Regions from separate parts of the Homo sapiens genome. Here all the other regions are linked to region 1. The links are chromatin contacts, found by Hi-C or POLR2A ChIA-PET in ENCODE. All regions are on one chromosome and are shown on one strand. Each heading gives the region's core, a stretch centred on a gene start or an enhancer-like site at or near the end of the contact. The rest is flanking DNA. Distances are from core to core; before and after follow the strand shown. Region 1 holds the start of ANAPC5 (anaphase promoting complex subunit 5). Region 2 overlaps HPD (4-hydroxyphenylpyruvate dioxygenase). Region 3 holds the start of RHOF (ras homolog family member F, filopodia associated). Region 4 overlaps TMEM120B (transmembrane protein 120B). Region 5 holds the start of C12orf43 (chromosome 12 open reading frame 43). Region 6 holds the start of MORN3 (MORN repeat containing 3). Region 7 holds the start of OASL (2'-5'-oligoadenylate synthetase like).

Evidence for each region. A loop is a pair of places that touch in the nucleus more often than their neighbours do. ChIA-PET counts read pairs that join two places held with the same protein, here RNA polymerase II (POLR2A). Pooled maps may share reads with other maps.
Region 2: a loop to region 1 is called in a pooled map, with 9 times the contacts of the local background. The contact joins the enhancer-like site here to the promoter of ANAPC5 in region 1. A Hi-C loop is called at or near these places in 1 of 37 single-sample maps with no recorded cell type and 7 of 50 pooled maps. POLR2A ChIA-PET finds 5 or more read pairs at or near these places in 1 of 52 experiments (HEK293T).
Region 3: a pooled map shows a loop between it and region 1 (15-fold over the local background). The contact joins the promoter of RHOF here to the promoter of ANAPC5 in region 1. A Hi-C loop is called at or near these places in 2 of 37 single-sample maps with no recorded cell type and 11 of 50 pooled maps. POLR2A ChIA-PET finds 5 or more read pairs at or near these places in 8 of 52 experiments (Caco-2, GM12878, H1 and 5 more).
Region 4: a loop to region 1 is called in a pooled map, with 2.6 times the contacts of the local background. The contact joins the enhancer-like site here to the promoter of ANAPC5 in region 1. A Hi-C loop is called at or near these places in 5 of 50 pooled maps. POLR2A ChIA-PET finds 5 or more read pairs at or near these places in 5 of 52 experiments (GM12878, HepG2, Panc1 and 2 more).
Region 5: a map of CD8-positive, alpha-beta T cell shows a loop between it and region 1 (4-fold over the local background). The contact joins the promoter of C12orf43 here to the promoter of ANAPC5 in region 1. A Hi-C loop is called at or near these places in 1 of 168 maps with a recorded cell type or tissue (CD8-positive, alpha-beta T cell) and 7 of 50 pooled maps. POLR2A ChIA-PET finds 5 or more read pairs at or near these places in 1 of 52 experiments (activated T-cell).
Region 6: a loop to region 1 is called in a map of naive thymus-derived CD4-positive, alpha-beta T cell, with 6 times the contacts of the local background. The contact joins the promoter of MORN3 here to the promoter of ANAPC5 in region 1. A Hi-C loop is called at or near these places in 1 of 168 maps with a recorded cell type or tissue (naive thymus-derived CD4-positive, alpha-beta T cell), 2 of 37 single-sample maps with no recorded cell type and 10 of 50 pooled maps. POLR2A ChIA-PET finds 5 or more read pairs at or near these places in 5 of 52 experiments (HCT116, K562, PC-3 and 2 more).
Region 7: a loop to region 1 is called in a pooled map, with 6 times the contacts of the local background. The contact joins the promoter of OASL here to the promoter of ANAPC5 in region 1. A Hi-C loop is called at or near these places in 6 of 50 pooled maps. POLR2A ChIA-PET finds 5 or more read pairs at or near these places in 2 of 52 experiments (activated T-cell and naive thymus-derived CD4-positive, alpha-beta T cell).

What each region holds. Positions count from the first base shown.
Region 1 is chr12:121,350,677-121,353,937 of GRCh38, forward strand. It overlaps ANAPC5 (anaphase promoting complex subunit 5), which reads right to left and starts at 1,735. Exons shown (of 17, transcript NM_016237.5): 1 at 1,458-1,735. The coding sequence starts at 1,664. RefSeq lists enhancers at 810-1,485, 1,478-1,737, 2,162-2,837, 2,838-3,261.
Region 2 is chr12:121,837,960-121,841,220 of GRCh38, forward strand. HPD (4-hydroxyphenylpyruvate dioxygenase) reads right to left here. Exons shown (of 14, transcript NM_002150.3): 13 at 1,973-2,089; 14 at 1,568-1,879. The coding sequence ends at 1,769. Among named protein-coding and RNA genes, the nearest start is that of TIALD, 17 kb to the right of the region's middle. RefSeq lists enhancers at 889-1,559, 2,231-2,900 and a silencer at 1,522-1,721. Within about 2 kb of position 1,697, at least 16 of the 41 ENCODE cell types and tissues checked have a DNase peak (open chromatin) inside an H3K27ac peak, as active enhancers do.
Region 3 is chr12:121,791,901-121,795,161 of GRCh38, forward strand. It overlaps RHOF (ras homolog family member F, filopodia associated), which reads right to left and starts at 1,788. Exons shown (of 5, transcript NM_019034.3): 1 at 1,596-1,788; 2 at 1,252-1,339. The coding sequence starts at 1,733. It also overlaps a transcript of SETD1B not described here. RefSeq lists enhancers at 859-1,690, 1,696-2,236, 2,183-2,232, 2,777-3,261 and a silencer at 1,163-1,702.
Region 4 is chr12:121,771,737-121,774,997 of GRCh38, forward strand. It overlaps TMEM120B (transmembrane protein 120B), which reads left to right. Exons shown (of 12, transcript NM_001080825.2): 9 at 1,685-1,777; 10 at 2,922-2,986. Among named protein-coding and RNA genes, the nearest start is that of RHOF, 20 kb to the right of the region's middle. RefSeq lists silencers at 1,546-1,595, 3,247-3,261. Within about 2 kb of position 1,640, at least 14 of the 41 ENCODE cell types and tissues checked have a DNase peak (open chromatin) inside an H3K27ac peak, as active enhancers do.
Region 5 is chr12:121,014,953-121,018,213 of GRCh38, forward strand. It overlaps C12orf43 (chromosome 12 open reading frame 43), which reads right to left and starts at 1,535. Exons shown (of 6, transcript NM_022895.3): 1 at 1,378-1,535. The coding sequence starts at 1,522. It also overlaps a transcript of OASL not described here. RefSeq lists enhancers at 714-1,229, 1,201-1,710 and a silencer at 1,438-1,631.
Region 6 is chr12:121,668,143-121,671,403 of GRCh38, forward strand. MORN3 (MORN repeat containing 3) reads right to left here and starts at 1,512. Exons shown (of 6, transcript NM_173855.5): 1 at 1,197-1,512. The coding sequence starts at 1,341. The region is part of intron 1 of LOC105370034 (a long non-coding RNA gene); the gene reads left to right.
Region 7 is chr12:121,037,441-121,040,701 of GRCh38, forward strand. OASL (2'-5'-oligoadenylate synthetase like) reads right to left here and starts at 1,806. Exons shown (of 6, transcript NM_003733.4): 1 at 1,334-1,806. The coding sequence starts at 1,531. RefSeq lists enhancers at 970-1,471, 1,472-1,971, 1,551-1,970.

The DNA of each region.
Region 1 (3,261 bases), core at 485-2,984:
TCTCAAAAAAAAAAAAAAAATCCTCTCCATGAGTGCACTCATCCACCTCTATCGCATTTCATTCATTTTACAAAAAACTACTCAGGCATTCTAGGAGGCTTTGGGGATGTACCAGTAAACAAAAACAGGACTAAGTACTGAGCTGGTGGAGGTTACCGTCTAATGGGAGAGAAGGCCATCACTCACGTAACCATGAATATAAATGGAAAAACCACAACTGATATAGGGGAAGGTATATGCCATATGTGAACACACTAAAATGAAAATTCTAGTAATATTGAGCATTTACTACATGCTAGTAACAGTTTCTACTATTGTTCCCATTTTACAGAGAGAAAACTGAGACCCAAATGAATTAAGGAACTTAATTATCTGAGCTAAACCTGTGTCTGCAAAATGAAATAACACATGACGGCCGGGCGCAGTGGCTCACTCCTGTAATCCCAATACTCTGGGAGACCAGACGGGAGGATTGCTTGAGTCCAGGAGTTCCCGGCCAGCCTGGGTAACATGGCAAAATCCCGTCTCTACAAAAAATGCAAAAAAATTAGCTGGGCGTAGTGACCCGCGCCTGTACTCCCAGCTACTTGGGAGGCTGAGGTGGGAGGATCACCTGAGCCTGAGAGGTCGAGGCTGCAGTGAGCCGCGATCACACTACTGCACTCCAGCCTGGGCGACAAAGCGAGACCCTGTCTCAAAAAAATAATAATAATTTAAAACAAATTTTAAGTAAAGTGCTTAGCACACAGTTAAGTATTCAATCAGTGCTCGTCCTTGGCTTTATGCCTTTTTTTTTTTTGAAACGGAGTCTTGCACTGTCGCCCAAGCTGGAGTGCAGTGGCGCGATCTCGGCTCACTGCAACCTCCGCTTCCCAGGTTCTAGCGATTCTCCTGCCTCAGCCTCCCGAGTAGCTGAAATTACAGGTGCCCGCCACCACGTCCAGCTAATTTTTTGTGTTTTTAGTAGAGACGGGGTTTCACTACGTTGGTCAGGCTGGTCTCGAACTCCTGACCTCGTGATCCACCCGCCTTACCCTCCCAAAGTGCGGAGATTATAGGCGTGAGCCACTGCGCCCGGCCCGGTTTTATGGCATTTTTACTGTTTATTACGGTCCTCTAGGATAGGGAGCCTGTATGACTTATCCCTGTGTCTCCAACGCTCTATTGTATAGCCCCATTTTAAAGAAGATACAGGATCTGAGACTCTAACTCTCAGCTAATAAATACTGGAGCCAGACATGAACTTGCAAAAAAAAAAAATGCATGTAAAGCGCCTGGCCCACCGTAAACGCTCAGTACGTGTTAGCTACCGGTAGTAGCTATCTTTATTTCTTCACGTTCCTCCAGGCAGGGAGAGTATCTGATGGACACGAGTGTCCCCAAGCCCAGGGTTCCGCACAGAGCAGATGCTCAGTAAAAGTTTGCTGCACGAGCAGGAGCCAGCGGGCGCCTCTCACCTGCAGCAGGGGCAGGAGCAGCTGGTTGAGCCTCCGCCGCTCCATGAGGCTGACGGCGCCCTCGCCTGTGCGGCTCATCTCGTTCAGCAGCACCAGCACCGCGATCTTGTACGGCGTCACCCAGTCCTTGATGCCGAACACATTGGCGTGCACAACCCCATTGGTCATCATGGGATTGAAGTAGAGGCTCTCGTGGACGCTGGCCATGGCGGCCCGAGACTAAGTCTCGGGCCCGCGGCGCGCTGCCGCCAGTTGTCACCACAAGGCACAACACTACCGGGTCTACATCTCCGCCCGCCCTCACAATATCCCAGGAAACAGACATCCGCGTGCTCGCGGCATTTGTTAACCAATCAGAGCAGTCTGTCAGAGCACATGGGAGAGCGACAGCCAGTCAGAATGTACAAGAGTGCGGGGAGGGGTGCACCAAAAGACTGACTCCCTACAGAAACTTTTGCCGAGTGGGAGCAGGTTCCCAGGCTACGTGGACAGGGACCGGATGGGAGGGGAAGTCGATGCTTGGGGTCGGGGCTGAAGGGACTGAGGAGCTCCCAAAGTGGTTTTTTTGTTGTTGGTTGTTGTTGTTGGTGGTGGTGGTGGTGGTTGTCGTTGTTGTTGTTTGAGACGATATCTCGCTATGTTACCAAGACTGGAGGGCAGTGGTTATTCGTAGACGCCCTCAAAGAGCACTGCACCCTCCCAAATCCTGGGCTCGAGCGATCCTCCCGCCTTCCCGAGAAGCTGGGACTACAGGCAGCGCGCCTGGCTTGTTCATGTAATTTGAAAATAGTTCAAATAGAATGTTTAAATGATTGTGTTTAAAAGTACCGAAATTAAATTTGCACCCTTAAAGTATGTATTTATTATGTTACTTTTAAACTCAAATGTTTAGGAGTTTAACTCTGTCTTTTTAAAGATAGGAACATGAGATTTTTCTTCAGCGTTTCACAAATGCCATTTGCAGACAGCCAGATCAGGTTGCCAGTGGTCGTGTATCCTTACGTGAAATAGAACATTAGCAACATCACCTCCATGTGCTGAGTCAGTTTCCTACCTAATAAACTACAAAATCTATACTCTGCATTTCAAAGCCCTCCAAAAGCAATCCCCAGCCAACATTTTGAACCTGATTTTTCACAATTCCCCTTCCGTTCATCTGTACCTCTCCCAAGACACTTAGTTCTCTATACCCTGAATTATTATTAATGATCTGGTATCCCTATTAGTCTTTATGTCCCTTGAAAGAAAAACCACATACCATTCAACTTTGGCTATCCACATGCACACACTGTGCCTTGTGCCTTTTGTTTTGTTTTGTTTTGTTTTGAGACGGAGTCTCCTCTGTCGCCCAGGCTGGAGTGCAGTGGCGCGATCTCTGCTCACTGCAAGCTCTACCTCCCTGGTTCACGCCATTCTCCTGCTTCAGCCTACCGAGTAGCTGGGACTACAGGCATCGGCCACCACGCCCGGCTAATTTTTTGTATTTTTAGTAGAGACGGGGTGTCACCGTGTTAGCCAGGATGGTCTCAATCTCCTGACCTCGTGATCCTCCCGCCTCGGCCTCCCAAAGTGCTGGGATTACAGGCGTGAGCCACCGCGCCCGGCCTGCCTTGTGCCCATTTTTATGTTTGTTTAAATTATACTTTCTCTCTCTCTCATTCTGCTACCGAGGCTGGACTGCAGTGGCACGCTCACGGCTCACTGCAACCTCAGCCTCCAGTTAAAGTAGGTAATTAGACATGAGCAGGGCAGGAGACCCCCTCGCCCTCAGGAATGCCAGGCTCAAGCAATCCTCCCACCTCAG
Region 2 (3,261 bases), core at 447-2,946, 490 kb after region 1:
CCAGCTACTTGGGAGGCTGAGGTAGGAGGATCACCTGAGCTCAGAAGGTGGAGGTTGCAGTAAGCCAAGAGCACACCACTGCACTCCAGCCTGAGCAATGGAGTGAGACTCTGTCTAAAAAAAAAAAAAAAAGAGAGAAAAAGAAAAAAAAAAGAGGCCAAATTTGCCCACCACCAACTCTTACCTGGTTTTGAAGAAAGAATCTCCTTCCTAGGGTTTTAGGACCCAGCTGCCTCATTCTTTTGCAAGGATCACTCACTCTTCTATGAGTATGAACAAGCCCCTTTCCAAAAGAAGTCCTCACTGCGGGCAAGGCTGGGGCAGTGCAGCTGCGTGGGTGGTCATGGGCACTGCCCTGCTGAGGGCAGGGACTGGGATACCAGGCCCCTCCTACCTGCTTTATCTCTGAGACCAGGAACCAAGGGACCATATCCTACAGTTGATGAGCAGGGATGCTGCCCCTAGAGTCCCTTGTCTAACACTCTCCCCTCTCCTGTGTTCAGAGGTTTGGGCTCTGGGTAGCAAAACTGAAGACAGCTCATCTTTAGAGATCATCGGCCGGGCGCGGTGGCTCACGCCTGTAATCCCAGCACTTTGGGAGGCCGAGACCATCCTGGCTAACAAGGTGAAACTCCGTCTCTGCTAAAAATACAAAAAATTAGCCGGGCGTGGTGGCGGGCGCCTGTAGTCCCAGCTACTCGGGAGGCTGAGGCAGGAGAATGGCGTGAACCCGGGAGGCGGAGCTTGCAGTGAGCCGAGATCGCACCACTGCACTCCAGCCTGGGGGACAGAGCGAAACTCCGTCTCAACAACAACAAAAAGAGATCATCAAGCCGGCAGACAAGATGCTGCCAAACTCTGACCCCACCTCAGGGCCTTTCTCCGTTCGCTCTTCCTGGAATCCTTTTCCCGAGCATGGTCCCATGGCTGGCTCCCAAATGTCACCTTCTCGGAGAGGTCTTCCGTTATCAAAATTAGCTCCCCTGCGATCTTCGCTTCCACATATTCTCATCAACTGCCTTTTTTTTTTTTGAGACAGGGTCTCACTCTTGCCCAGGCTGGAGTGCAGTGTCAGGATCAGGGCTCGCTGCAGCTTAGACCTCTGTCCATCAATCGATCCTCCCACCTCAGCCTCCTGAGTAGCTGGGACCACAGGTGTGCGCCACTACGCCAGGCTAATTTTTATTTGTTATTTGTGTAGACGCAGGGGGGTCGGGGTCTTGCTATGTTACCGGGCTGGGCTCGAACTCCTGGCCTCAAGCGATCCTCCCACCTCTGCCTCCCAAAGCGCTGAAATTACAGGTGTGAGCCACCACGCCCGGCTCATCGCTTGCTTTATTGTCTGAATCGCGTTTATCTCTCTACAAAAGCAGTGTCATCCGTCTTTCCCTCCAGAGCAAGTCCCCTTCCTTCCCTGGTTCCAGAATTCCCCTCTCCGCGTGGTCCCGCTGGCAAAGCGCTGGCACCCGCAGCTCCTCGGTCCCGCGGCGCTGGCGGCCGCCCTGGCCTCCCCCTGGCTGCCATAAGGCACTACTGCCTTATGCGCAACACAAACACAGACACAGTATTGGACCGGGGCACGCTTTAATCGGGAGGGCTGGAGCAGAGGGCGGCCCCGCCGAGGGGCGTGGTCAGTGTGGGCGGAGCCTTGGGGGCCGAGTCCGCTGGTGGGCGGGACCCAAGGGGAGCAGCCAGTAGGGAAGTTGGGCGAGTTCCAGAATCAGGGGGCGTGGCTGTGTGGCTGTGGCCTCCGTGGGGTGGGCGGGGCTTACATGCCGGGCACCACCCCATTGGTCTCCATGTTGGTGAGGTTACCCCGCAGGTTCTGCTCCTCCTCGAAAGCCTTGAACAGTGAGTTGAAGTTGCCGGCTCCAAAACCCTGTGGCGGGAAAGAGAGGAGATGAGCCAAGGACCCAGAAAACCGAGTGTGCTAGCTGCCTGTCCCCTCGGGCCTGCCGGGGACAAGCAGTACCTGGTGGTTGTGGCGCTGGATGACTTCCAGGAAGAGCGTGGGCCGGTCCTGCACCGGTTTGGTGAAGATCTGCAGGAGGTAGCCTTTCTCGTCGTAGTCCACCAGGATTTTCAGCTCCTAGGCGGGAGACAGGGGGCTCTGCTAGGGGAGGCTGGCACGGTGAGATCCTTGGAAAGTCCACAGGGGCTCCTGCACCCCAAAAGTCTGGAAATGACCTCTTTTTCTGGCAGTTCAGCCACCTCCAAATATATCCCCAAACTGTCCTATTACTATCCCCCTACTACAGTTCCTAAGGCACCATTCAAGACTGCTGCCCGCTTCTAATCTTGTATCCTTACAATCCATCCTCCCCGCAGACATTATCAGGACACTTTCTTTTTCTTTTTTGAGACGGAGCCTTGCGCTGTTACCCAGGCTGGAGTGCGGTGGCGCAATCTTGGCTCACTGAAACCTCCGCCTTCCGGGTTCAAGCGATTCTCCTGTCTCAGCCTCCCGAGTAGCTGGGACTACAGGCGCAGGCTACCATGCCCGGCTAATTTTTGTATTTTTAGTAAGACGGGGTTTCACGATATTGGTCAGGCTGGTCTCGAACTCCTGACCTCAGGTGATCCACCCACCTCGACCTCCCAAAGTGTTGGGATTACAGGCGTGAGCCACCATGACCTGCTGCGGGATCTTTTAAAAGTCGGATCATGTCATTCCCCTGTTTAAAATCCTCCAGTGGAAATCGGAACCCTCATGTACTGCTGGTGGGACTGTAAAATGGTGCAACCACTTTGGAAAACAGTCTGGCAGCTTCTCAAAAAGTTAAACATATAGTGTTGCTTCCTTAAAATACGGATTAAAAAAAAAAAAGGGGGTGGCCAGGCATGGTGGCTCACTTTGGGAGGCCGAGGCAGGTGGATCACCTGAGCTCAGTTCGAGACCAGCCTGGCCAACATGGGGAAACCCAGTCACTACAAAAAAAAATACAAAAATTAGGCTGGGCAAGGTGGCTCACGCCTGTAATCCCAGCACTCTGGGAGGCTGAGGTGAGTGAATCACCCGAGGTCAGGAGTTCGAGACCAGCCTGGCCAACATGGTGAAACCCCATCTCTACTAAAAATAAAAATAAAAATAAATTGGCTGGGCATGGTGGCACACGCCTGTTATCCCAGCTACTCAGGAGGCAGAGGCAGGAGAATCGCTTGAACCCGGGAAGTGGAGGTTGCAGTGAGCCAAGATCGGCCACTGCTCTCCAGCCTGGGCAACAGAGCAAGACTCTGTCTCAAAAAAAAAAAAAAAAAAAT
Region 3 (3,261 bases), core at 538-3,037, 440 kb after region 1:
AAACATGAGAGTAAAGGTGTCCCAGACCATGACTTTTACTACCCCCGGGCCACGCCCCGGGAATTCCTCTGATGCCTCAGCTCTCCCAGCTCACCAGGGGCTAGAGACAGGCGCTGTTTTGGGGTTGGCCCTACAGGGCCCACATCCCACAAAGACAGGTTCCTCAGAGGCCACGATAGGACCTGCTGAAGTCGGAATGGAGGGGGGCTCTGAGCTAGGACAGCCCCTTTTCGGGTCCTCTCCAAGGTCTAGGTGGGGGTGGAGGTGTCTGGATTTTGGCTCCATCCTAGGTCAGTGTCTGACCTCACCTCACACACACAAGGCTTGGCTGGCCGGAGAGGGCCACCGGATGACGTGGTTCCCTGCAGGTCACTAAACACTGAGTCACAGAGGTGGGGTGAGGCCCCACCTGGGGATCTCAACCTTTGGTCCCCAATGTTGATGAAGCCCAGATGGGAGTCAGGGTCCTCCCACTGACTGTTTCTCCTGTCCCCACCCCTCACAACACCGACTCCCAAGCAATTGCACATAAATCCGTAAACCACCCGTGGGGGCCTGCAGGTGGCAGGCAGAGCCTGGTGTGGGGCCCCTGCCCCCAGTGCTCTGTTCCTTCCTCAGTTCATTTTCTACACTGTCTGGTTTTGTCCCAGGGAACTAGGAAAGCACAGAAGTAATTGTAGCCACGCAATTCCAGAACCACCAACTGCAAGCCGTGGAATCCTGGGAGCTGCAGACACAGAACTCGCATCCACAGGACCCCAGAGCCTCAGGCTGCAGAGCGCAGGCCACAGAGCCCTGGAGCCACAGGCTGATCTGCAGCCGGGAGCATCCCAGAACCACAGGACCCAGACACACAGCCCAGGCAATCCGAGCACCAAGGGACTCAAATCTGCAGCTCACAGAGTCTGCAGAGACCACAGCAGGTAGCGCAGCAATCCTGGAACCATGGGAGGCCCAAGAGCAGCCCACTGCTTTCTAGAACCACAGGAGAGGAACGAGCTGTGGGCTCTCAGCACAGAGCTGGGAGGGTGGCCCCAGAGTTCACCTCCTCCTCCAAACACCTTCCACTTACGTATAGGGCTTGGCCTCTAGGGCCCCGCAGCCAGCGCCCCTGAGCGGCCTCCAGGAGTGAAGAGCCGGCCAAGGCCCTGCCAAGGCTGCAGGGCGGGGACACCCAGTGGGGGACGCCCGGGAGGGGAAACCCTTCGGGCGGGCGGACCCTCGGGCCCCCCGGCGCGCAGGCGCACTCACCGGCCGTGTCGTAGAGGTTCAGGGTCACCTCCTTGCTGCCAACGGTCACGCTGGCCGTGTACTTCTCGAACACCGATGGGGCGTAGTGCTGCGGGAGAGGGGGTCGGGTTGGTCCTTAGTGGGGCCGGCGGGGGCCAAAGTTCCAGCTGAATCCACTGTCCACCCCCCTCACTCGTCCCGGATCAGCCCCCCCTCACCCCGCTGGGCTCTGGAATTCCCGAGGGGGCGCCCCGGGGTGGCGGCCGCCTGTCCGTGCTCGGGACGCTGGGGACTGAGGGTCGGGGCTCTGGGCTCAGGGTAAGGGGCGTCCCTCGCCCCCACCCCAGCCCCGCTGCGGGCCTCACCTCGGGGAAGGAGCCCTGGCTGTACACCATGAGCAGCGAGGTCTTGCCGCAGCCGCCGTCGCCCACGATCACGATCTTCAGCTCCTTCCTGCCCGGACCGGGGGCGGCGGTCTGGGCCAGGGCCCCGGGGGCATCCATTGCCCGGAGCCCGCAGCACTGGCGGCGGCGCGCCGGGCACTAGCGGAGCCAAGAGGTCGGGGGCGGGGCGGGGCCGGAACCAGCCCCGCCCACTCGGAGCAGCGCCGCCTCCGCCAGGCAGCCTCCCGGCCGACCTCCCAGCCTCAGTTTCCTTTCTGCTAAGGTCTCAGCCCTGGGTGTGGGTATTCAGCTCTCAGTCCCAGGGATACTGCAGCACCGGAAAAACGGGGCTCAGCTGCGAGCAAAGCTCCCACCCCCAACCCACCGCCACCCTCCGCGCGTCACGTCGCGCCCCTCGCCGGCGAGACCCGATCGTGGCTGCCCAGCGACTCCAGGTGCCCCTGATTAGCAGGCTCCGCCTTCGGCAGGGACCCTCTGATTGGCTGGCGCGGCCAGACAGGGTCTCCCGGATTGGCTGGCTGTGCCTCCGCACCGGGTTCGAGAAGCCCCCGGCCTCCAGCTCCGGGAAGAGCCCCTCAACTTTGCACTGCCCCAGCGGTGTGGCTTGGCACATGTCCGCCTCTGGCCTCAGCTTCCCCACAGGAGGTAGCGGCGGTGGCACCAGGGAAGATGCTGACGCGAGAGTCATGTCTGCCCACCTCGCCTGGGCCAGGGACGCCAGCGTGCACGCGGGTTCGGGGTGAGGGACTGGGCTCCGCTTACCCGCACCCCGACCCTGGGCTGCAGGGTGGACGTCTGACGCCCTCTGCCGGGCAATCGCCTCGGCGCCGGCCGCTCCGGGCGCAGGTTGGCCCGAAACCACTAGGGGCGGCCGCCTCCTTCCGGCAGGAGCCAGAGGCGTGAACCACGCAAGACGTCGTCAGGGAGGGGCAGGTTGGAGTAGCTCTAGTTGAAGTCAACTTGGTCCCTCTCCTGGAGCTTTGGAGACTGATAACCCCACACCCACCAAGAAATGTAAGAAAATGCGTTTCCTTGCCAGCAGCCACATGTCCTTCATCCCAGGAATCCCCCCAACTCTCCCATCCCCTGATCAAAACAGCTTATTTGTTGAGCACTTACTGTAGGCAGTGCTATCAGGGCTGCTGGCTGAATTACCCGTAACCCCCACCCCTCCTCTTACTCCTCACCCTGGGCGGGCTGACTGCCCTCTGCACCACCCAGATGAGTCGACAGGGTGGCAGAGGGACCCCCCCCTGGAGCCGGTCCACGGCAGACAGGCACGAGAGCATGGCCGAGAGTGGGATCCTACCAGCTGGGGTAGGAAGAGCCCATTTCTAACAAAACCCCCAACAGCAGCATGGTTGGGGGCAAGTGGCCTTCGTAGTTTCCTCAGATAGGGGCTGGCAGGACTCAGGATCTTTTTGCTGGCGACCCCACCCCGAAGACTCCCAGTTTTCAAGGTCTCGGCAAGGGTCATGTAAACCTCACTTCGTGGAGGAAAACCGCCAACCTGGCAGTTCCATGGTCAAGGTTCTCACAGTGCAAGCAAGGCACGGTCTGACCACCAGAGGGCAGCAGCGACCGCCCACAGAATCCCAAGACCACAGCAGAGCTGGGAAGGGGAGGC
Region 4 (3,261 bases), core at 390-2,889, 420 kb after region 1:
CCCCAGCACTGCCTGCTCCTTCCCCAGGCTGGAACCCTGCCAACTGTGACCTTTGGGAACTGAGTAGCATTGGGGATACCAGCCTTTTTTCCAGTCCTAAATAAGTCCTCCAAATGGAAATATATATTATTTTTCTCATCTGAAAATTGCTCTGGATTTGTATACTGGTCCCAAGGGTTGCCTCTGGGGAAGGGGGCTTGAATGCTTGGGGACAGGGAGAGCGTCTTACTTTTCACCAACCTGTTTGTTCCCTTTAAATTTTATCCCATGTGTGTATTGCCTTTCTTTCCCTTTCTTTCTTTCTCTTTCTTTCTTTCTTTTTCTTCCTTTCTTTTTCTTTCTTTCTCTTTCTCTCTCTCTCTCTTTCTCTCTTTCTCTCTCTCTCTCTTTCTCTCTTTCTTTCTTTCTTTCTGATGGAGTCTTGCTCTGTTGCCCAGGCTGGAGTGCAGTGGCGCGATCTTGGCTCACTGCAACCTCCGCCTCCTGGGTTCAAACGATTCTTCTGCCTCAGCCTCCCGGGTGGCTGGGACTACAGGTGCGCACCACCACGCCCAGCTAATTTTTTTTATTTTTAATAAAGATGAGATTTCACCATGTTGGTCAGGGTGGTCTGGAACTCCTGACCTCAGGTGGTCCACCCACCTCTGCCACCCAAAGTGTTGGGATTACAGGCATGAGCCACCACGCCGTACCGTTTCTTTCTTTTTTTTTTTTTTTGAGATGGAGTTTCTGTCTGTCACCCAGGCTGGAGTGCGGTGTTGTGATCTCGGCTCACTGCAACCTCCACCTCCCGGTTCAAGCGATTCTCCTGCCAAGTAGCTGGGATTACAGGTGCCTGCCACCATGCCTGGTTACTTTTTGTATTTTGGTAGAGATGAGATTTCACCAGTTGGCCAGGCTGGTCTTGAACTCCTGGCCTCAAGGGATCTGCCTGCCTTGGCTTCCCAAAGTGTTGGGATTACAGGCATGAGCCATCACGCCTGGCTGTATTGACTTTTCAGATACTACAACCTACATTTTAAGTTAAAACCTGCTTGCAAACAAATACAAATGTATAAAGCCAAGAATGGAAATTGTATATCAGCCCACCCTAGAGGTGACGTTAGTTAAGATCTATGTCCTCTCAAAAGTTTTTATTCATAAATAGGTATATACATGTGTGTATTACATTATGTATCTTTTACAAGTATGGGACCTTTCTGTACATAGAGCTTTACTATTATAACCTGCCTTTTGAATTTTTAACAGTTTATCATGGCTATTTTTCATGTCATTACCACCTCATTTTTAGCAACAACGAAGTATCCCATTGGATGGAACTCTGTCTTGTGTCTTAGCATTGCACAGAGCTCCCAACATAGCACTGGCATAGCTTGCATTCCAGCAAGCATCTATTGAGTGTCTACTGCATGGAAAATTCCAGAAGTTTCAAATCTAGTTGGGGCTTAGATGGGTCCTCACATACCTGTGTTCTCTCTGTGTTCTGGATAAGGGCTAAAGCAGGTTCAGACCAGAGTGTGTGTGTCTGTTTGTGGTGTGTGGGCGTGGGAGAGGGTTGTAACCAGGGCACCCTTTCTGCTTCTGCCCAGTAAAGACCCATCAGCCTGTGCTTGGGGCAGAGAGGTGTGGCCCTGTCTTCCGGGGACACCAGGCCCTGAGCCCAGGTGCTGTGCTCCCCCTGCAGGCTGCGTCCAGTTCCTGCAATATTATTACCAGAGGGGCTGCCTCTACCGGCTGCGGGCCCTGGGGGAGAGGAACCACCTGGATCTCACAGTGGGTGAGTAGCTGGGCCTGGGTTGGAGCCGGGGCAGGTACTGGACCTGCCAGCTCCCCACACCGGGAGTGCAGCCCTGCGAGCACCTCCCATACAGCGGAGCCAGGCCGCTGCCCTTTATCCGAAGCGCCTTCCAGAATTCATCCTGGATTCTGTTTCAGCTGCCAAGTGCCAGGCCAGCTGCATACCAGGCCCCGAGGGCAGGGCCTCTGTCTCAGCCTCTGGAAGTGTCTATTTTTTTGTGTGTGTTCTAGAATACACACACACAAATTAGCCATTTGTGTGTAACATGTCTACATACCAACACGTATAAGTATATAAATGCATGTACACGGGGGAGACATGCCTCACTCTGAAGCCATAGGAGTGCCAGCCAGAAAAGTGAGGAGACACCTCATTGAGAATTTCAGGGGAAACTGTTTTTAATACAACTCTGCTATCTTTTTTTTTTTTTTTTTTTTTTTTGAGACGGAGTCTCACTCTTGCCCAGGCTGCATTGCAGTGGCACGATCTCTATTCACTGCAACCTCCGCCTCCCGGGTTCAAGTGATTCTCCCGCCTCAGCCTCCTGAGTAGCTGGGATTACAGGCATGTGCCACCACGCCCGGCTAATTTTTGTATTTTTAGTAGAAATGGGGTTTCACCTTGTTGGCCAGGCTGGTCTCAAACTGCTGGCCTCAAGTGATCTGCCCACCTTGGCCTCCCAACGTGCTGGGATTATAGGCGTGGGCCACTGCACCTGGCCAACTCTGCTGTCTTTTGACATAGTCATTTCCATCAAATTACTCTCCTAAGTAGGTCCTCCTGTCTCAAGACTCGATAGAACTAATGCATGTGAAAATTCATTATAAAATGCAAAACCCTGTGCAGATTAAAGAAATTAGTAACAACATAGCGCCCAGTGTCTGTGTGTTGTCACCTGGCTCTTGGTGGCTTGAAGAGAGAGAGCAGTCAGGCCAGGTGACAGGGTTGCTATTGTCATAGTGAATGCCCACCCAGCTATGACAGGTGAGGGCTGACCCCCCGCATGTGTGACTGTCCCTGGCTCATCTTAGGGTGACTGGTGTGGCTGGGGGTGGGCGTCTGGTGGAGCTGTGGGGGCAGCGGACCCCCTCAGCGGGTCCTTTTTCTTCCCTCCTCTCCACAGAAGGGTTCCAGTCCTGGATGTGGCGGGGCCTCACCTTTCTCCTGCCCTTCCTCTTCTGTGGCCATGTGAGTCCCCCTGGAGTTTGTGGGTATCTCCTGTCTGGGCTGACCCCCAGGAACAGAAGGTCTTCAGGCCTTGCCCTCCTTCTCCATCCGTCCCCATGCTGGGGCCCACAGCATCCTGGGGCCGGGGCAGCCTCTGGGCCCAGGGATGCCAAGGCAGGAGCCAGAACTGACCTAGCTCTGCCCTGGCCTCGGGTGCCTGCATTTCATTTTGGGGGTGTCTGTCAGTGTTGTGGGTAGTTGATACCCAAAGTTGGGTGAGGGGCCTGGCCATCACC
Region 5 (3,261 bases), core at 285-2,784, 340 kb before region 1:
GTCCTAGTTTTGAAAAAAAAAAGAGCGAGAATTAGGCAGGAGGAGGAAAGCAGTCCATGTGGAAAGACCAACCACATATTTGCCACCATGTATTGGGCCTTTAAGATGTGCCAAGCACTGTAGATTGCATTATCTCAGTTACTTCTCAACCTTATGGGGTGGGTACTATCACTACCCGCACTGTACAGATGAGGAAATTTAGGTACAGTGAGATTTAAGTACTTTGCTCAAGTTCCCACCGCTAATGAGATGGAAAGGCAGATCTGTAAATAGAACTTGCAGAGAAAACTGTGGTTATGGTACTAGGGGGTGAGAGGGGCAGACTATGGTCTGGAAGCTACCTACAGGAAGTGCAGTATGGCAGGAGGGAAGGAAGGGAGAGGAAGGCAATGGATCACCAAAGGGCTTGTAAGTCCTTTTAAACAAATCCAGCGGTTCTTAACCTTGCTTTGCCATAGCCTTCTCTAACAGCCTGGTGAAGCCCGGTTCTCTTCTCAGAGCAATGTTTTAAATGCATGAAATGCAACATACAGGATTACAAAGAAAACCAATGATACCGAAATTTAATTATCATGATAGTAAACAACCAAACTTGTGATGTATGTGCTTCTTACATCTTAGATATAGAGATGGGTCTAAAAATTAGAGTGGCACATTTTAAATCAGGGATGAGTGTAAATGACTTTTTTCCCCAATATCTTTTTATCAATAAAATGATATATTGATATCTGTATCTGCAAAGATTGTAATGAGATATGAAAATCTGTGACTTCTGTTGGGATAAAGTAACGGCATTGCCAGAACTACTGTGGCTTAGTGCTTGCAAGACGGAAAGAGATGCTAAAATTCAGTCAGAGATGAATAGAAAGCAAAGATGCAACATGTTTTCATTCCAAATTCAAGAACCCTTGGGTTCTATCCATGATTAGGCCCCTTGATGTTGCGGGGCTCTGTATTTATTCCCAGGGCACTAGGGAGTCACGGTCAGAGTGATGTGCTGGGCACTGCTCTTGGCAACAACCTCCAGGGTGGGAGAATGTGTTGGAGGTGGGGAAAGGCTGGGTGCGAGAATACCGGGAGGGGGCTGTTGCAGTTATCTCGAAGAGACGGCAGCCTTCCCAGTGTGGGGCAGTGAGGATAGACCCAAGGAGGCAGAATCAAAAGACATTTGGGTACCTCAGCTTCCCCGACTGGAATAATGAAATACCCTCCCTACTGCACCTGCCCATGCTTTCAATCTGCACTACACCCAGTCCCTGGAGGTCTCTCGGGGAAGGAAGCCGAGTCCCAGTGACTCTCTCCTCACCATCCATCCTCTCAGGCTCCAGGGGAAGATCCCACGCCCCTCAGCCAGTCTCCCCAAACATAGTACCCTACCGGCTCTTGGCTTCCCTGCCACGTGCGGGCGTTGCTCCAAGCCCCAAGCCGGCATTGCCGCCTCGCGGCACCGCTCCAGCTCCTCCGCATCGCTACTGCTGTTACTACTTTCCGAATCGCTCACTGTGCCACTGGGCGCCGCCATCTTGAACCACCGCAAAGGATTGTGGAGAACACCGCCGTTATCAAGCCTCCTTCATGACGTCACGTGAGAGGAGAGGCGCGAGGCATTGTGGGGATTGTAGTTCCAAGACTTGGACCGCCATTGGCCATGAACTGTACTGGGTTGGGGATACCAGGTGGGAATGGGGAGGTGGGCGGTTCTCAAAGGCAAGAGCTAGAAGGGCCTAAGAGATTAACTTCTCCAATCATTTCTTGATGACAGATCTCCAGAGGGGATGGGAATCTCCTAAGGAGTTAATGACAGACCCAGGATTAGTTCCCAGGTTTTGATTCCATGTCATTTATTCTAGTAATTTCCCAGTCCAGCTGGGCCTAAGAAACACCTTAGAGAGCTGGTTAAACTGCAGACTTTTGGGTCTCACAGAAAATACTAACAGAATCAGAATCTCTGATAGGTGGAATCCAGGAATCTGTATTTCCTTTAATAGCCTAGGGCCTTACTACTTAAGAGTGTAGTCCATGAGCCAGCAGCATTGGTAACACCTGGGAGCTCGTTAGAAATGCAGAATCCAGGCTGGGCACGGTGGCTCACGCCTGTAATCCCAACACTTTGGGGGGCTGAGGCAGGCAGATCACAAGGTCAGGAGTTCGAGACCAGCCTGGCCAACATAGTGAAACCCCATCTCTACTAAAAATACAAAAATTAGCTGGGCATGGTGGCACGCACCTGTAGTCCCAGCTACTCAGGAGGCTGAGGCAGGAAAATCACTTGAACCTGGGAGGTGGAGGTTGAGGTGAGCCAAGATCGTGCCACTGCACTCCAGCCTGGGCAACAGACTGAGACTCTGTCTCGAAAAAAAAAAAAGAGAAATGCAGAATCCTGTCCGGGCACGGTGGCTCACATCTGTAATCCCAACACTTTGTGAGGCCGAGGCGGGCAGATCATGAGGTCAGGAGTTCGAGACTAGCCTGACCAACATGGTGAAACCCCATCTCTACTAAAAATACAAAAATTAGCCAGGCAATACTGACTCCCAGGACCCATCCAAGACCAAAAAATTAGAATCTCTGTGGTTAAAATACCTCACAGTGAAGGATGAACAAAATCACTTTACTTTTGTGTGTGGAATGCTGTTTCATGTTTTATCTTTGAAGACAGGTATGTCAAAACTTTACTAAAATAAACTCTCTGGCCTTGAGCTTTTTCTATTTCAAAGAAGAGGAAGGTGACTGATATGGTCTGAATGTGTTCCTCCAAAATTCATATGTTAAAATTGACACCATAAAATAAATAACAGAGAGACTGACTCTCCAAAATAAAGCGTTTATTCCAGAATTGCAAGGAATTGCAATTTGAGATATGCATGCTATAGTGGACTATAGGCACATTAAAAGAGGTTGTGGCAACGAGAAAAGACAAAGTCCACATAAGCTTCTTTAAAACAAGTACCGTTGATCACAGGAGCCTGTTGCAGGAGTTGGCTTTAGCTTATTGTGGAGACACCCACTGTTAGGCAAATATTCTTATGCAAGTGGTTTATCTATAATACTGCGGATTTTAGGAACTTCTTGAGATAATTTTTGTGACAGGCATTTGTTAGGGTTTGACATAAGTGACTCCATTTTGATACTGATAATTTCCAAAAAGTCCTTACTCCCAAGGTGATGGTATTAGGAGGTGGGACCTCTGGGAAGTAATTAGTGAAAGGGTCTTGTGTTGGTTCGAACCCCAAGAGCGTGGCCAACAGACAACATGAGGCA
Region 6 (3,261 bases), core at 262-2,761, 320 kb after region 1:
TACAGATGTGAGCCACCACACCCAGCCTGGAACTGGGATCCTAACCCAGGTTTATTTGACTGCAAAGCACTTAACCCAGCAAGGCAGGAGAGCAGGATGGTTAAGAGCACAGAATTGGGCTGGGCGCAGTGGCTAAACGCCTGTAATCCCAGCACTTTGGGAGGCCGAGGCGGGCGGATCACTCGAGGTCGGGAGTTCAAGACCAGCCTGACCAACACGGAGAAACCCCGTCTTACTAAAAATACAAAAGTAGCCAGGCGTGGTGGCACATGCCTGTAATCCCAGCTACTCTGGAGGCTGAGGCAGGAGAATCGCCTGAACTCGGGAGGTAGAGGTTGCGGTGAGCCAAGATCGTGCCATTGCACTCCAGCGTGGGCAACAAGAGTGAAACTCCGTCTAAAAAAATAAAAAGAGCACAGAATCTAGCCAGGCACAGTGACTCCCACTTGTAATCCCAGCAATTCAGGAGGCTTGGACAGGAGGATTGCTTGAGCCCAGGATCTCGAGGCTGCAGTGAGCTATGAAGGCACCACTGCACTCCAGCCTGTTTTTTTGAGACAGAGCAAGACCTTGTCCCCTCAAAAAAAAAGAGTACAGAGTCTGGAATTGCAAGACTGGAGTGAGCAGCAGTGCCACATTTTAAAATAAAAGCTCTTTTTTCTTTATTTTTTTCCCCAGTCAGGATTTAGTTTGTATCAACAGGACCCCTTTGCCCCCTGCTGGTCAGACTTGGAGCCCCAGCTCCTCCTTGTGGGATGGAGTAGGGGGTCCTCCCTTGTGCCTGGCGCTCAGCCCTCTGCAGAGCATCACAGCTGAATGCGAAGCCCAGAACCCCACTGCAAGCTGGCTTCAGGGGCGTGGCTTTTCTTGTTGCCAGCCAGCCCAGTGCTTAACCCAGGTCTCAGAAGGCAGGAACTGAGCCCCCTAGGTCCCAGAGCCCCGGGGGCAGGCCAGTTTCTCAAGACCCTCTGTCCACTGCTGGTCCTGAGACCCTCACTCAGTTGAAGTCAGGGCTGAGTTTGTTCAGAAGCCCCAGCATGTGAAGGCCCCCAGCTGGCCTGGGCCAGCGCTCACCCTGGGGGAGCCTTGGGGACACATCTCATGTCCCCAGTGAGCTCTGCACTCTGCCTTCCTGGCCCTGTTGCCCACTGTGGCTCTGACCCCACTCCGGCCGCCCGTCCCGGAGTCCCACTCACCGTGTTTCACGTTGTCCTTCCACTCGCCCACATAGTAGTCGCCATTCACAGCGTATACCTGGCTCCGCAGGCCGTTCCTCTGGGCCTTCCGGTCCCACCCCTTCCACAGGGACTCCGACTTTTTTGGGCACTTAGAGACTGGCATGGTGGCTGCTTCTGCAAGGCTGGAGGGTGCTGGAAAGGGGTTAGGGACATCTGGGGCTCAGCGCGCCCCGTGTAATGCCGGGATCCTGAGCTCAAGTGGGGAGAGTCATGTGTGTTCTGAGTCCCTGGGGCAGGTGAACAGCCCTTAGTGGGGATCCTTTAGTGCTGGACTGACCTTTGGTTGGCCCCTCCCTTGCCTCTCCTGGGGCCCCCTCCCAGGGGGTCTGATGGCACAATTACTTGGGAATCTAGGGAAACCAGTAGAGCAGGAGGGTTTGTGATGGCATCAGGGAGAAGCTGCCCCCAGGGAGGGGGTGGCGGTCATATATACATATATATATATATATATATTTTTTTTTTTATGTCTTCTAAATATTTTTATTTATTTATGTATTTATTTATTTATTTAGAGATGGAATCTTGCTTTGTTGCCCAGGCTGGAGTGCAGTGGCACCATCTCGGCTTACTACAACCTCTGCCTCCTGGGTTCAAGTGATTCTCGTGCCTCAGCCTCCTAAGTAGCTGGTATTACAGGCGCCCACCACCACGCCTGGCTAATTTTTGTATTTTTAGTAGAGACGGGGGTTTCACCATGCTGGGCAGGTTGGTCTCAATTTCCTGATCTCAAATGATCCATCCACCTCAGCCTCTCCAAGTGCTGGGATTACAGGCATGAGCCACTGAGCCAAATATGAATCCAAAATATGAACCCAAAATATGGGTTACATATTTTGACAATCACACCTAGGAGTAGGGAAAAATAATTCCAGGCAAAGAAAATAGGCAGAGCAAAAGCTGGGAGTGGGGAAACAATCTCAGGTCCTAAATTCTATGCCGTTGGGATTTTTTCTTCTCCCATTTCCAAATATCACATGTACTATTAATCTTTATATGTAAATTAACTCACTTGGCAGAGGTTGCAGTAAGCCGAGATCATGCCGCTGCACGCCAGCTTGGATGACAGAGTGAGAACTTTTCTCAAGAAGAAAATAAAAATAAGTTAACTCACTTTAAAAAAATCAATACATATATTGAAAAAAGGAGGGCCAGGCGCAGTGGCTCATGCCTGTAATCCCAGCACTTTGGGAGGCCGAGGCGGGTGGATCACCTGAGGTCAGGAGTTCGAGACCAGCCTAGTCAACATGGTGAACCCTTGTCTCTACTAAAAATACAAAAATTAGCCAGGCCTGGTGGTACGCGCCTGTAATCCCAGCTACTCAGGAGGCTGAGGCATGAGAACAGCTTGAATCCAGGAGGCGGAGGTTGCAGTGAGCCGAGATTGCACCATTGCACTACAGGTTGGGAGACAGAGCAAGACTCAGTCTTAAAAAATAATAATAAAATAGGCCGGGCTCAGTGGCTCACGCCTGTAATCCCCAGCACTTTGGGAGGCCGAGGCGGATGGATCACCCGAGGTCAGGAGTTCAACACCAGCCTGGCCAACATGGCGAAACCCTGTCTGTACTAAAAATACAAAAATTAGCTGGGTGTGGTGGCGGGCGCCTGTAATCCCAGCTACTCGGGAGGCTGAGGCAGGAGAATCGCTTGAACCAGGGAGGAGAAGGCTGCAGTGAGCCGAGATTGCACCACTGCACTCCAGCCTGGGCGAGACAGAGTGAGACTCTGTCTCAAAAAAAAAAAAAGACTGGGCGCGGTGGCTCACGCCTGTAATCCCAGCACTTTGGGAGGCCGAGGCGGGTGGATCACGAGGTCAGGAGATTGAGACCATCCTGACTAACATGGTGAAACCCCGTCTCTACTAAAAATACAAAAGATTAGCCGGGCGTGGTGGCGGGCGCCTGTAGTCCCAGCTACTCGGGAGGCTGAGGCAGGAGAATGGCATGACCCGGGAGGCGGAGCTTGCAATGAGCCGAGATCGCGCCACTGCACTCCAGCCTGGGCAACAGAGCAAGACTCCATC
Region 7 (3,261 bases), core at 556-3,055, 310 kb before region 1:
GTGACCTTGGGCAAGTCACCTCACCTCTCTGAGCCTCCATTAAAAAATCATTTTAGGCCGAGTGCAGTGGCTCACTGTAATCCCAGCACTTTGGGAGGCCGAGGAGGGCAGATCATGAGGTCAGGAGATCGAGACCATCCTAGCCAACACGGTGAAACCCTGTCTCTACTAAAATACAAAAAATTAGCCGGGCGTGGTGGTGGGCGCTGTCGTCCCAGCTACTTGGGAGGCTGAGGCAGGGGAATTGCTTGAACCTGGGAGGCAGAGGTTGCAGTGAGCTGAGATCGTGCCACTGCACTCCAGCCTGGTGACAGAGCAAGACTCTGTCTCAAAAAAAAAAAAACAAAAACAAAAATCATTTTATTGGCCGGCCAGACATGGTGGCTCACACCTGTAATCCCAGCACTTTGGGAGGCCAAGGTGGGCATATTCTTGATCCCAGGAGTTCGAGACCAGCATGGGCAACATTGGTGAAACCCTATCTCTACAAAAAATACAAAAATTAGCTGAGCATGGTGGTGCATGCCTGTAATCCCAAGCTATTTAGGAGGCTGAGGATCACCTGAGCTCAGGGAGATTGAGGCTACAGTGAGTGGTGATTGTGCCACTGCACTCCAGCCTGGGTGACAGAGCGAGACCCTGTCTCTAAAAAAAAAAAAAGTCATTTTATTATCAAAAAGTTAAAACACATAGAAAAATAGATGATACAACTAACACTCATATACCCAACTAGTTGATTCAACAAGTCTAAATTCCTGGCTACATGTGCTTAATCTAAGCCACGTTAAAGTAAATTATAGGCACCAAGGAACTTTGTCCCTAAAATACTTCAGTGTTCGTGTCCAAACAAAAGACAACCTTCTGATAACCACAAAACTACTGTTACACCTAACAAAATCAACAATGATTTCCCATATCAGATATATGTACTATCTGATATCTAGGCCAGTTGTCCCCAAACTATATTTTACAGATGGTTCATTCACACTAGGATCCAACCAAGGACCTCGCATTGTATTGGTTCTGAGCCTCCATTTGCTAATCTGTAAACTGGGCAAAGAATAGTACCTATCTCACAGAGTGCAAGAATTAGAGATAGTGTATGTTAAGAGGTTAGTCCAGTGAGCCCCCAAATGTGAGCTATTATTACTAGACTCATTCTACTCAAGGCAGTGGTGCAGTGGGGTGTAGACAGCTAGGTGGGATGGGGTATTCTGAGATGTCATCAGCATGGGCTAGGGATAAGGAGGACAGGGGTCCCCAGCATCCCCAGGGACGTGGACTCTGATACTGGGTTTTGTCTTGCGTGGGGGCTGGAGGAGCCCAGTCTTACCTTGACTACCTTCAGCACCCGCACATCCTGGTCCAGCCCACGCTTCCCCTGGAAATGCTCCTGCCTCAGAAACTCCTCCACGGTCCGCACAGCGTCTAGCACCTCTTCCTTCCACTCCCGGTGGGGCTGCAGCCACTGAGCCACGAAGGAGTCCAGCCTGGAGGCTGGTGTGCTATACAGTTCCTGCATCAGTGCCATCTCTGTCCCGAGAGTACCGCTGCTGGGCAGATATATAGCCAGGCTCCTACCCAGCTCCCTGGCACACACCTCCTTTTTTAAGGTAGCTCCTCCTCAGCTGCCCTCCAGTGCTCTGTGGGAGGAGGGACCCTAGCAGAGAGGAAACCAGGTGTGACGGGCTGACTCCAGGTCCCCCTTCTTGGAGACACCCTTGCTGCAGTAGGGGCACAGGAGGACTCTGGGCTGAGGCTGGAATATCTGGGGCCACCTTAACAGGCTGGCCGTCTAGTCAATCTGTCATCAGTTTCGATTCTCAACTTTTAGAGTTCTCCTTTATGACGTTGGGAAACTGAAGTTGGATAGTGTTTGACCCCAAAGGAGGCAACTTGCCCAGTAGGTTGGGGTTGGATAGTTGTTAGTCAATTCAACTGCTTACATCTGTCTAAGGAAATTGAGGCTTGGGAACGGAAGGGACTCACTAGTGTTCAGGTGGTGGAGTGAGAATCTGGAGCCCAAGAGAACAGACTGGGAATTCTAGTCTACCTGTGCCAGACTCTAACCTCTTTGACCCTCACTATTCATAGAGTGGGTTTTTTTGTTTTTTTGTTTTTTTTTTTTTTTGGCCGGGTCTTGCTCTGTTGCCCAGGCTGGAGTGCAGTGGTGCAATCTCAGCTCACTACAACCTCTGCCTCACGGGTTCAAGCGATTCTCCTGCCTCAGCCTCCCTAGTAGCTGGGACTACAGACATGTGCCACCACGCCCGGCTAATTTTTTTTTTGTATTTTTAGTAGAGACGGGGGTCTCACCATTTTGGTCAGGCTGGTCTCAAACTCCTGACCTCAAATGATCCGCCCACCTCGGCCTCCCACAGTGCTAGGATTACAGCGTGAGCCACCGCGCCCGGCCCATAGAGTGGGTTTAACAGGTATTATGATTCACGCACTGAACCAAGAAGTTCATGCATTGAGCCAAGAAGACAAAATAAGATGAGGTTCCTGTTCCAAGGGGACTCCCAGAACGGTGGAGGAGACACAGAAAAAAGAGACTGCAAAAGTCCAGTGCGATGAGTTAAGTAGGAAAAAAGCATGAAAACATGAAGCCGGCAGATGAGTTTCATTTGGTGTTAGCAGACACCTGCTTGAGAGGAATCTTAAAGACTGGGGATCCGGGCTGGGCATGGTGGCTCATGCTTGTAGTCCCAGCACTTTGGGAGGCCAAGGTGAGAGGATCACTTGAGGCCAGGAGTTCAAGACCAGCCTGGGCAACATAGCTGGACACCTGCAACTTCCCAAACTCTGAATAATATTAAGTGCTCCAGGGCTTAGTCCTGGGTCCTTTTCTCTTCTTGTTCTAGACTTACTCCCTTGGTGATTTCAGCCAGCGTTTAAATGTTTTTACTCTGGCAACTTCCACATTTTAATTTTATTTTTATTTATTTGTTTATTTTTGAGATGGAGTCTCACTGTCTCGCCCAGGCTGGAGTTCAGTGACACAATCTCGGCTCACTGCAACCTCTGCCTCCCAGGTTCAGGCGATTCTTGTGCCTCAGCCTCCCAAGGAGCTGGGATTACAGGAGCCCGCCACCGCGCCTGGCTAACTTTTTGTATTTTTAGTAGGGACAGTGTTTCACCATGTTGCCCAGGCTGGTCTTGAACTCCTGATCTGCCCTCCTCGGCCTCCCAAAGTGCTGGGATTACAGGCGTGAGCCACCATACCCAGTGACTCCCACATTTGTATCTTAAATCCATACC